2 separate regions of the Homo sapiens genome follow, and region 1 is linked to region 2. Evidence: read pairs that join two places in POLR2A ChIA-PET (ENCODE). Cell type or tissue: GM12878. All regions are shown on one strand. Each heading gives the region's core, and the rest is flanking DNA. Links, peaks and the distances in the headings are about the cores only. Region 1 has its middle 37 kb from the start of TFB1M. Region 2 overlaps SCAF8 (SR-related CTD associated factor 8).

Region 1 (5,378 bases), core at 166-5,165, 580 kb after region 2:
GCTACTGGCTCAATAGCCTTAGAAGGGGGTGGCTGGAGGCCCAGGCCTGGAGGACCTGCCTAGTAAGGAGATATGGGAAGAGGCACTCATGTGACAGTCTGGCCACTTTTGCATAGGGCTGCTGTGGTATGCTGGGGCTCTGCTCCACTTTCTAGACACCTCAAATTTTCTCAAATTTGGAGGTATAAACAGTAAAGGCTGTGAAACAGCAAAGATGGTGGCCTGCCTCTCCCTCTGGGAGCTGTGTCTCAGGGAGAGATCTGTTGCCAGCCTGAACGCACCTGTAGGAGGTACCCGGAGACCCCAGTTGGGAGGTTCTGCCCAGTGAGGAGAAATGGGATTGGGGATATCCTTTAAAAGACAGTCTGGTCACATTTTCATAGAGCAGCTGTGCTGTGCTGGGAATCTGCTCCAGCTACTTGTTGCCTTGGATTCTCTAAAGCCCAAAGGCTGGAATGGCTGAGTCACCCAAATAGCAGAGATGGTCACCTGCCCTGCCTGCTGGGAGCTCTGTCCTAGGGAGGTTTGAAACCACTGTCAGCTGGAGAACACTGCTTGGCATAGCTGAAGACCCCAGTTGGGAAGTCCTGCCCAGTGAGGAAGAATGGGATTGGGGACCTGCTTAAAGCAGTCTGGCTACACATTTGTAGAGCAGCTGTGATGTGCTGGGGGTCTGCTTTAGCCCCTGGTCACCTTGGACTTTCGGAGCTCAAAGGACAGAATGGCTAAGTCATCCAAATAGCAAAGATGGCAGCTTGTGCCTCCCTCTGAGTGCTCCATTCCAGGGAAGTTTAAAACCTCAGTTGGCTGGAGAACACTGGTAGGGGTAGCCGAAGGCCCTGGTTGGAAGGTCCTGCCCAGTGAGGAGGACTAAGATCGGAGGCCCACTTTAAGAAGCAGTCTGGCCACATTTTTGCAGAGCAGCTGGGCTATGCTGAGGGTCTGCTTCAGCCCCTAGTTGCCTCAAACTCTCCAAAGCCCAAAGGCCAGAACAGCTAAGTTGGCCAAACAGCAAAGATGGTGGCCTGCCCCTCCCTCTGGGAGTTCCATCCCAGGGAGGTTTGAAACCTCTTGTCAGCTGGAGAACACTGGTGGGGATAGCTAGGGATGGTGGTTGGGAGGTCCCGCCCAGTGAGGAGGAATGAGATGGGGGACCCTCTTAAAAAAAACAGCCTGGCCATGTTTTCATAGAGCTGCTGCGCTGTGCTGGGGACCCACTTCAGCCCCTGGTTACCTCAGACTCTCCAAAGCTAGAAACCTGGAATGTCTCAGTTGGCCGAACAGCAAAGGTGGTGGCATGCCCCTCCTTCTGGGAGCTCCATCTCAGGGAGGTGTAACACTGCTACCGGTGGCTGGCTGCAGTTCCAAGCCAGTGGGTCTTATCCCGCGAGGTGCCATGGAAGTGGGGTCTGCAGGCTGTTGCTGCTCAGCCCTTTTGATTCAGTTCCCTTCCTAGGGATATATTCAGGGGTCTAACCTCCCACTTTGTTGGAGTTGCAGCTGCTTTTGTTGGGAAGCCCAGAAAGCCTGGGTATCTAAGGCTCCCAGGTCTCTGCATGTGCCTGAGTGGCTGCTCTGCCAAGACTCCAGAGCTCTGTGCCAGACTGAAGGCCCTGGTGGCATGGGTTCACAGGGGGATCTCCTGACCTAAGAGTTGCAAAGATCCATGAGGGAAGCATGGGTTCCTGGGGTCACACATTCACTCACCACCTCCCTGGGTAGAGGAGGTTCCCCTGGCTCTGTGTTACTCCTGGGTGGGCTATCAACCTGCCTTGCTTTTCTCGATTCTCTGTGGGTTGAATTGTTTCTTTGATTAGACCCAATGCATTTACCTGGATGTATCAGTTGAAAATGCTGTATTTATGCACCCCTTCCATTCCTTTCTGTGAGAGCAGTGCACACTAGCTACTTCTAGTTGGCCATTTTCTCAGGTATTTCCTATATTCTCTTAAACCTTTCAGTCCTTCAACGCGCAGTCTCCCTCCTGCCTCAGGGCCTTGGCACATACTTTATTTTTCCTTGCCTGCAACGTTCTCATCTCTCTCTTGATCCCCCTCTCTGAACTTCCTCTAAGTTAATGTCTATTTATTAAAATCTCAGCTCAATCATTGCTTCTTTATTGACCCACAACCCCCCCAATCCCACAACTCTATCAGGTTCCCCCTTTTTATCTTTCCAGGTAGCAACTTCTACTTTTCCTTCTTATCAGTCATCATGATTTGTAATTGCTTACTTTTTAATGATTATTTAATCAATATTTCTCTCCTTTTGTTTACAAATTTTCTAGCACCTGGCCCAGTGAAGAACACTCAATAAATATAATTAAAGAAATATGTAAGAGAAGATAGAATTTTTATTGCACATTAACAAAAGAAATGAAAGAATCCACCTTTTTGAAAATTTAAAAATAAACCAAAATTTCTTATAGGCTGAGACATTGATCCATATAATTTGGTATAAACTTTGTTTGCTGATGAAGAGAGGGAAGTGGGGAGATGGGATGTAACTAATCTAGCAGCAATGAAAAAACAAAATTTTTCTGGTGAAATAAGTAATGGTTTTCTGGTTGAATAATTCTACACACAGAAAATGATTGATTAGAGTTTCCTGCAAGCCTGGGCTATGCAAATATAGCAGGTGTCTATGTATATGCAAGGCTTGAACACAGTCTTCAGTTACTTTTTTGGGAAAGCTGCCCCAGTTTAGTTTTGAGTCATATTTCTACATCTGTCACTATGTTCTAATCATTACCCAAACAGGTATCAGACATGACCACGTAGGCAAAATAAATAAATAAATAATAAAATTTAAAAAACCCAATTTTGGCTTTAAAGTGTCTCAGCATGGATAATGTGGATGAATGGATACATGTTCTAATCTACTTATATCTACTTATTTCTGTTTCAATTTTAAAAAGTGATAGAGCACTCATGAAGGCATAAGTATTGCCTAACAAGTTAACTGGAGCCTCAGTTAATATGTGCTACATTAGCTGAATGAATGAGTGAATGACTAAAATTTGACAGAAAAAAGATTGTGAGATCTGTGGGATTCTTTCCTTTCCTTTTCTTTTTCTTTCTTTCTTTCTTTTTCTTTTTCTTTTTTTTTTTGAGATGGAGTTTCACTCTTGTTGCCCAGGTTGGAGTGCAATGGCGTGATCTCGGCTCACCACAACCTCCGCCTCCTGGGCTCAAGTCATTCTCCTGCCTCAGCCTCCTAAGTAGCTGAGATTATAGTCATGCACCACCACGCCCAGCTAATTTTGTATTTTTAATAGAGATGGGGTTTCTCCATGTTGGTCAGGCTGGTCTTGAACTCCCGACCTCAGGTTATCTGCCTGCCTCGGCCTCTCAGAGTGCTGGTATTATAGGCATGAGACACCGCACCCAGCCAGATCTGTGGGATTCTTCACTTGATCTTGTGGCGATCTGAGATAACCAAAATCTATTTTGAGAATTAACTCTTCACTTAAGAGCTTCTAGTACAAACTACATGGTTCCTTTGGCAAGTACTTTTTATGTGGCACTAAAGATGCCCTAAGGAGCTTTAGAAAAATCAATGAGAAAGATCCACTTGGTTCCAGAAAGTGTTTTACATTTCAGGAAGGTCAGTGAATCAGTGTTTCTGGTTCATTTCAGCCTAACTGCATTCTATTTGAAGTAGTTTTTTAAATGGTCATCTCCTGATCACTTTTTCTTTTAGGTCTCATTAAGCTTAAAGGGCTTCACCTCAAAGGGACCCTGATCACTAAAAAGTTATTTCTGGATGGAGTGATGTTAGCCAGTTAGAGGATTGGGGGTCACTTGCTCTTATCTTCCCTCAGTAAGAATCCCATCCACAGAAAAAAGTCTCCTTCTGGGTCTCTGAGATTCAGGTAGAAGGCTGTGAAACCTGGTGGAGCCCAAGACCTAGGATAGTGGTTTTGAGAGTGCAGACCTGCACCTAGGTGTCAGACTGGCTGACTGTGCTTCTGAGTTCAAACCTCAAACCAGCCCCATTCCCTAAAGGCTTGCCTTGAACCTACAAACAAAACAATTTTCCAAAGGGTCCAGGAGGAATCATGCACACTATTGCCTCAGCAGAAAGGCTCATCTGCTTGCTGACATCAGTTTCAGTAGTAGACTTGAAAGTTATCCTGCAACTTGGCTCTAGTCCCTTTCAGCTGTGTTCCCAGCTTAGTATTGCTCACACAGGATGCAGAGGGAGACTCACCCATTTGAGTTACTGAGACAGACTTACTGGCCTCTGTCTTCACAGATTTTGAAGGGGCCCAGTCTTGGTGCTAGTACTTCTCTGCCCCAGCCTGGGAGATATTCTTTCCACACAGGGAACTGTTGGGATATTTACCTGTCCAAGCCTTTGTGACAGGTTTTTAAGTCTCTGTCCCACCGAAAATCATGAAGGGGCTCAGTCTCAGTTCCAGTTCTTCACACTGCAGTCAGGAAACGATCCTGCCTTTGCATGGAACTGCTGGGAGACACACCTATCTGAGCCACTTGGACAGGCTTGCCAGCCTCTGTTGCACAACACATCCTGAAGGGACCCTGTCTTGGCTCCAGCCCCTCTCTGCCATGGCCTGGGAGTAATTCTGTCTACACAGAACTACTAGCCAGTCTGAACCACCAGGACAGTCTTGCCAGCCTCTGTTCCACAGCAGATCCTGAGTGAATTTTGACAACAAGCAGTCACTAGTTCTGCTACATCAGGGAGTTTAAAGCCCACCTCAGACCCTTCTCAGAGAGAGAGGCAAATCTCAACTGTACATTTGTACTGAGTATAGCAGTTGGTTCATCTGTCCCAATCCACATTACCTCAAGACTCCTCCTACAGCCCTGTTCAACTGCTGGATTCAAAGAGTGATACCACCTGATCAGAGAATACTCCTATTTCAGCCAGATCACAGGCAATTGCAATTCTGATTCCATAGCTCAGTCTGACTTCAGAATTAAGCCAGTGGTCTTTTTGGATAGCAGAACCAAGCCAGTTGCCCCACACAAATTCAGAGCAAAGGTAGCAGCCCAGTCATCTAGAGAACCTGAGAGCAAGCTCTGCCTGCCCAGAGTCATTACTAGCTGACCAATCTAGAAACATAGGCTAGAATAAACAGTGAAGGTCTATTCCTGCCAAAGAACACTTGTGAAGGCTGGAAAAGGTGGCAGTCTCCACAAATGTGTAAATACCAATGCAAGGATACAAATATTACAAAGACTCAGAAAATCATGACATCTTCAAAAGAAACAGAGCTCCAACAATGGACCCTAAAGAAAGGGAGATCCATGAAATGACAGAAAAAGAATTCAGAATAATTATGTTAAAAAGTTCATAAATTCTAAGCATATATGGATAAAAATTTTAAAAATTTGAAAAATAATACATGA
Region 2 (5,378 bases), core at 317-5,316:
CTTGAGAGGTTGAGGTAGGAGGACCCGTTGAGCCTGGGAGGTCAAGGCTGCAGTGATCGGTGCTTATGCCACTGTACCACTCCAGCCTGGGTGACAAAGCAAGACCCTGTCTGAAGAAGGAGAAAAAAAAAAATTCTTAGAAAGTATGTGATGGGATCCTAATTCTTGTCGACCATTGTCATGAACAGATGGGTGCCTTTATGAGAACTTAAGGAGGAAGCATGTTTGCACTTCTACCAGGATTCATTTCCATTTGGGCAGCAGTTGGTCTTTGGTTAAACTGGTTTTTGTTGTTGTTGTTTTGACACAAAGCCTCGCTCTGTCACCATGCTGGAGTGCGGTGGCGTAATCTAGGCCCACCGCAACCTCCATCTCCCAGGTTCAAGCAATTCTCATGCTTCTGCCTCCTGAGTAACTGGGATTACAGGCATTTACCACTACACCTGGGTAATTTTTGCACTTTTAGTAGAGATGGGGTTTCGCTGTGTTGGTCAGGCTGGTCTCACACTCCTGGCCTCAAGTGATCCACCTGCCTTGGCCTCCCAAAGTGCTGGGATTACAGGTGTGAGCCACTATGCCTGACCTTGGTTAAACTCTTACTAAGTTAAATTTCATTAAAGGAACTTGCGTCCTTTGTCTCTTACTGTCAGTCAGCATCACCCTGTGACATATCTTTTAAAAAATCAAGTATTAGTTAAATAATCATACAAGTAAACATCAGATTACAGCAGTGAATGCTTCACAGGTATTATAAATGATAGCACAAAGAAAGCATAAAAGAGGGAGTATTGATCTGATTGGGGAGGTCGGGAAGCCTTTCCTCATTAGGTGATGCTTTAAGATGGATGGGTATGCATTAACTATTGGAGAGACCCTGGTAGAGAGTATTCCAAATAGAGGAAACAAGCCTATTTTAAAGGCCCTGTGGCAGGGACCTGAAAAAAGACGACTGTGTGTCTAGAATAGAAGGCTGGGACAATAGTGTAAGATGAGGCTGGAAAGGTAGACAGGAGTTAGAATGGACAGGGCCTTAAATATACAGGTTTTTTTGTATTTATCCAAAGAGTGGGAAGGCATCGACCATTTTAAGGGGGGTGGGTAGTAGGAGTGGGTGAGTGTCAGTTACCTGATCAGATTAGTTTTTGAAAAGATAGCTGTATTTTAAGTGAATTAATGCAGGAACAGAAAACCAAATGCATGTTCTCACAAGTGAGAGTTAGGCATTGGGTACTCATGGACATAAAGATGGCAACAGTAGATACTGGGGTCTGCTAGAAGAGGGAGGGAGGAAGGGGTTGAAAAACTGTTGGGCACTAAGCTCAGTACCTGTGTGATGGGAATTTTTTGTACCGCAAACCTCAGCATCACAAAATACACCCAGTGACAAACCTGCACATGTACCCCCGAATTCTAAAATAGAAGTTGGGGGGGAAAAAAAGAAAAGATAGCTCTAAACATGGTAGGGAGAACATACCGCATGTATTTAGACGTTGTTCTTCAGGTGAGAGATTAAGGTAAATTGGACTGTGGTCATGGTATGGTGGTTAGAATTTTGAAATACGAGTTGGTAGAGGGAGAGGAGACAAATATGGGGAAAAACTGGGCAGATTTCTGAGATACGAAGGGCAAAAATGAGTAGAATTGAATGCTATAAGTGGTGCTGAAGTAAAAGCTATGCAAGATTCCCTAAGTTTGTAGTTAATTAACCAAGAAATTCTGTTTGAATTGCGTTTAAAATCTGTTGAAGTTGTTTTTGCAGTGTTCTGATGGCCAAAGTTTAGTTTCGACTTCTAATTAATATCTTACAGTGTTATACTTAAAAATCAGCATCTCTGCATATAATAGAAGTTTTAATCAGTAATTGTCTGTTGCCTGATTCCCTCACACTAAAGTAGGATTCTTTCCCTTTGCTTATATGAGAAATTTCAAAACAAAGATTTGGAGGTAGGCCGGGCACTGTGGCTCATGCTTGTAACCTCACCACTTTGAGAGGCTGAAGTAGGCAGATTGCTTGAGCCCAGCAGTTCAAGACCAGCCCAGGCAACATGGTGAAACACCACCTCTACAAAACATATAAAAATTAGCCCATGTGGTGGCGTGTGCCTGTAGTCTCAGCTACTTGGGAGGCTGAGGTGGGAGTATCGTTTGAACCCAGGAGGTAGAGGCTGCAGTGAGCCGTGATCATGCCCTTGAACTCCAGCCTGGGTGGCACAGTGAGACCCTGTCTCAATCAATCAATCAATCAATCAATAAAGTGGGGGATGGGGTGGGATTATTGTTAAACATTAGAGCCCTTTTTTTGTTTTTTCTTTTTGAGACAGAGTCTCCCTCTGGAGTCTCCCAGGCTGGAGTGTAGTAGTGCAATCTCTGCTCACTGCAACCTCCACCTCTTGGGTTCAAGCAGTTCTCCTGCCTCAGCCTCCCAAGTAGCTGGGATTACAGGCGCCTGCCACCACACTAAGCTAATTTTTGTATTTTTAGTAGCGACAGGGTTTCCCCATGTTGGCCAGGCTGGTCTTGAACTCCTGATCTCAGGTGATCTACCTGTCTAGGCCTCCCAAAGTGCTGGAATTACAGGCATGAGCCACCTTGCCTGGCCAGAGCCCTTGATTTTTAAAAAAGTTTTATTGAGATACATACCATAAAATCAGTCAACTTAAAGTATACAATTCAGTGGTTCTGTGCAACCATCATCACGTTCCATTTTAAACTAATTTCATCATCCCAACAAGAAACACTCTACTCATCAGCAATGATTCCTCATTTATCTCCAGCTCTTTCAGCCCTAGACAACCACCAATAGATTTGCCCTTTCTGGATATTACATATAAATGGAATTATATAATATGCTGCCTTTTTCACCTGACTTCTCTAGTTTAGCATAATGTTTTCAAGGTTCATTCAGGTTGTAACATGTATCAGTACTTTTTTTCTTTTTATGGCTCATATTTCGTCGAATAGATACATTTGTTTACTCATTAGCTGACAGATATTTGGGTGTCTGCTTTTTTATGAATTTTAAATGAATTTTATGTGAATAGGGCTACAATGACCACGTGTACAGGTTATTATTATTTTTTCTTTCTTTTTGAACCCTCAGACGGGAAAAAGTATCATGTACAAGTTCTTTGTGAATACATGTTCTCAGTTCTCTTGGGTACATACCTAGAAGTGGAATTGGCTGGGTCTTACGTTAACTGTGTTTAATCTTTTGAGGAACTGTCAAGCTGTTTTCCAAAGCTGCTGCAACATTTTACGTTCCCACCAGTATTGTATGAGGGTTCCAGTTTCTCCACATCCTTGCTTACACTTGTTACTGTCTTTTTGATTATAAGCAAGTAAGTGTGAAGTGGTAGCTCATTATAGTTTTGATTTGCATTTGCCTTATGGGCAGTGATGTTGAGCTTGATTTGTAAAAGAAAAGCAGTATGTTGGTTTCATTGAGAATATAAAAATGAACATGTTTGGTAGTTTCATGTAATTGCTTGGAGAGTTTTGCTGTATGTAAATTTGTTCTTTTTTCATCAGTTGTATTCCCTGAATGACTATAAACCACCCATTTCGAAAGCGAAAATGACCCAAATTACTAAGGCAGCCATCAAAGCTATTAAGGTGAGTAATAAATTTTACTCTTCTATTTTCAAAAGAAAAAACTATATTAATAGTTTGGATGGGGGATAATTTTTTTATGGATTATATGTTCTTTTTCACTTTACAGTGTTAACACATATTGTGGAAAAACACAAAAAAGAAAATCTGTCACCTGTAGACTCTCCCACCTAGAGATAAACATTTAATGTTTATTATTACTCTTTTTTAGAGACAATGTCTTATTCTGTCACCCAGGCTGGACTGCAGTGCCACGATCATAGCTCACTGTGGCCTCGACCTCCTGGGCTCAAGTGATCCTCTTGCCTCAGCCTCCTGAACATTTAACATTTTGATAAATGTTCTTCCTTAAACATTCTTCCATAAATTTTTTGAAGCAGTCATTTTTCCTCACCTTTCTTAGATAATATTTTGCATATATCCACATTATGGAGAATGTGTTTAACACTGTCTTTTGCCACACTGTCTTTTGCCACAAGGTTCTTGGCAGAACCTTGAAATTTGAGTTGGTAAAAGTTTCTATATATTGATATATTCATTTTTTCTTATTGATTCTATTAATATTATAGATTTGAAAATAGGCCATTAAGGAAAACAGTTGTGACTCATTGTATCAGGTATTTGAACTGTGGGAAAAGGCCATAGACATTTAACCTTTGCTCTCATAAAGTAGGTTTTGAACCTATGTTAACTCATGAATAGTTCTGAAAATCTCAGGAAAAGGTTGGATCCTCTGGAGAAATAAACATATGCGCAAAATTTTATAGAAACTTTTTGGCAAAAGGATCTTTTCAAGCTCAGCCATAGATTTTTCCCCGAGAAGTTCTTGTCCCCTAGGCTAAGATTCCCTGAATTAGTAGGCCTCTTAAAATTGAGAATGAATGAGTACTTATTTCTAATTAAGTAGGTACTAACCTATGAATATTCAGTGATATGTTTTCCTGCCCTGAATTAAATTATTAACCGTAACCAAAAGCACCAACTATTTAAATTATCTTTTAAATAACAGCAGTGTATTAAATTTAACAGATTCCTATTTACTAGTAATTACTACTGGGTGAAAATTCAGATGATTCGTTGATTTTGCAGTTTTCTAGTGGCTAAAGCTTAGTTTTCAGACTTGTTAGTATCTTACATCAATAGTTAAAATCAGTGTACTTCCATGGCAGAAAATCAGAGAGAACGACAGTAACTATAAGCACATTGAAGCCAGGAAATGTTTCAAAGACATGATTATTTAGAGGATTTGATAGGCTCATTGTGGAATAATTTTATTCTCTTGTACTTTACTCTGCATTATGTGATTTTTATGATCATGATCATTTGAAAGTGTGGAAACGTGTATTTTTTTCTGTGAAAATTAGTAATTGATGCACTTTTCATAACTTGTTGAGCAGAGTACTTTCTTAATAGAGTTAATGAGGTATAGGTGCAAACAGTATTTTCTATTTTCAGATGTCAGACGGGTCTGAGAGAAATTAAGTAATTTGCAGTAGTAGGAGTAAATATAGCTAGAATTTTAAGCCAGAATTCTGTCAGTCAAGAGTCTAACTCTTTGGACACAGTGGGACACATCGTTAGTCCTAGCTGCTGGGTAGGCTGAGGCAGGAGGATCACTTGAACCCAGGAATTTGAGGCCAGCCTGGGCAACGCAGTAAGATCTTGGCTCTTAAAGTTTTTTTAAAAAAAGAAGTAATGTTTTTTAAAAAGAGAATCTTTATTATTATTATATATTTTATTATTTTGACTTACTGTTTTTAATGTTTTGA

The links. ChIA-PET counts read pairs that join two places held together with the same protein. Peaks named below come from ENCODE experiments on the same cell type or tissue, not always from the same donor. Only the 100,000 strongest peaks of a DNase experiment are listed, where the experiment ranks them.
Region 1: POLR2A ChIA-PET joins it to region 2 with 5 read pairs; 1 of 35 experiments calls an interaction of 5 or more read pairs at or near these places.

The regions. Positions count from the first base shown.
Region 1 is chr6:155,348,855-155,354,232 of GRCh38, forward strand. No RefSeq gene overlaps it. Among named protein-coding and RNA genes, the nearest start is that of TFB1M, 37 kb to the left of the region's middle. In GM12878, for the core only: no CTCF peak of the experiment used is centred there; DNase peaks (open chromatin) are centred at 2,687, 2,945 and 4,107; H3K27ac peaks cover 4,861 bases.
Region 2 is chr6:154,770,461-154,775,838 of GRCh38, forward strand. It overlaps SCAF8 (SR-related CTD associated factor 8), which reads left to right. Exons shown (of 20, transcript NM_014892.5): 2 at 3,529-3,612. Among named protein-coding and RNA genes, the nearest start is that of SCAF8, 40 kb to the left of the region's middle. In GM12878, for the core only: no CTCF peak of the experiment used is centred there; a DNase peak (open chromatin) is centred at 3,391; H3K4me3 peaks cover 833 bases; H3K27ac peaks cover 1,572 bases.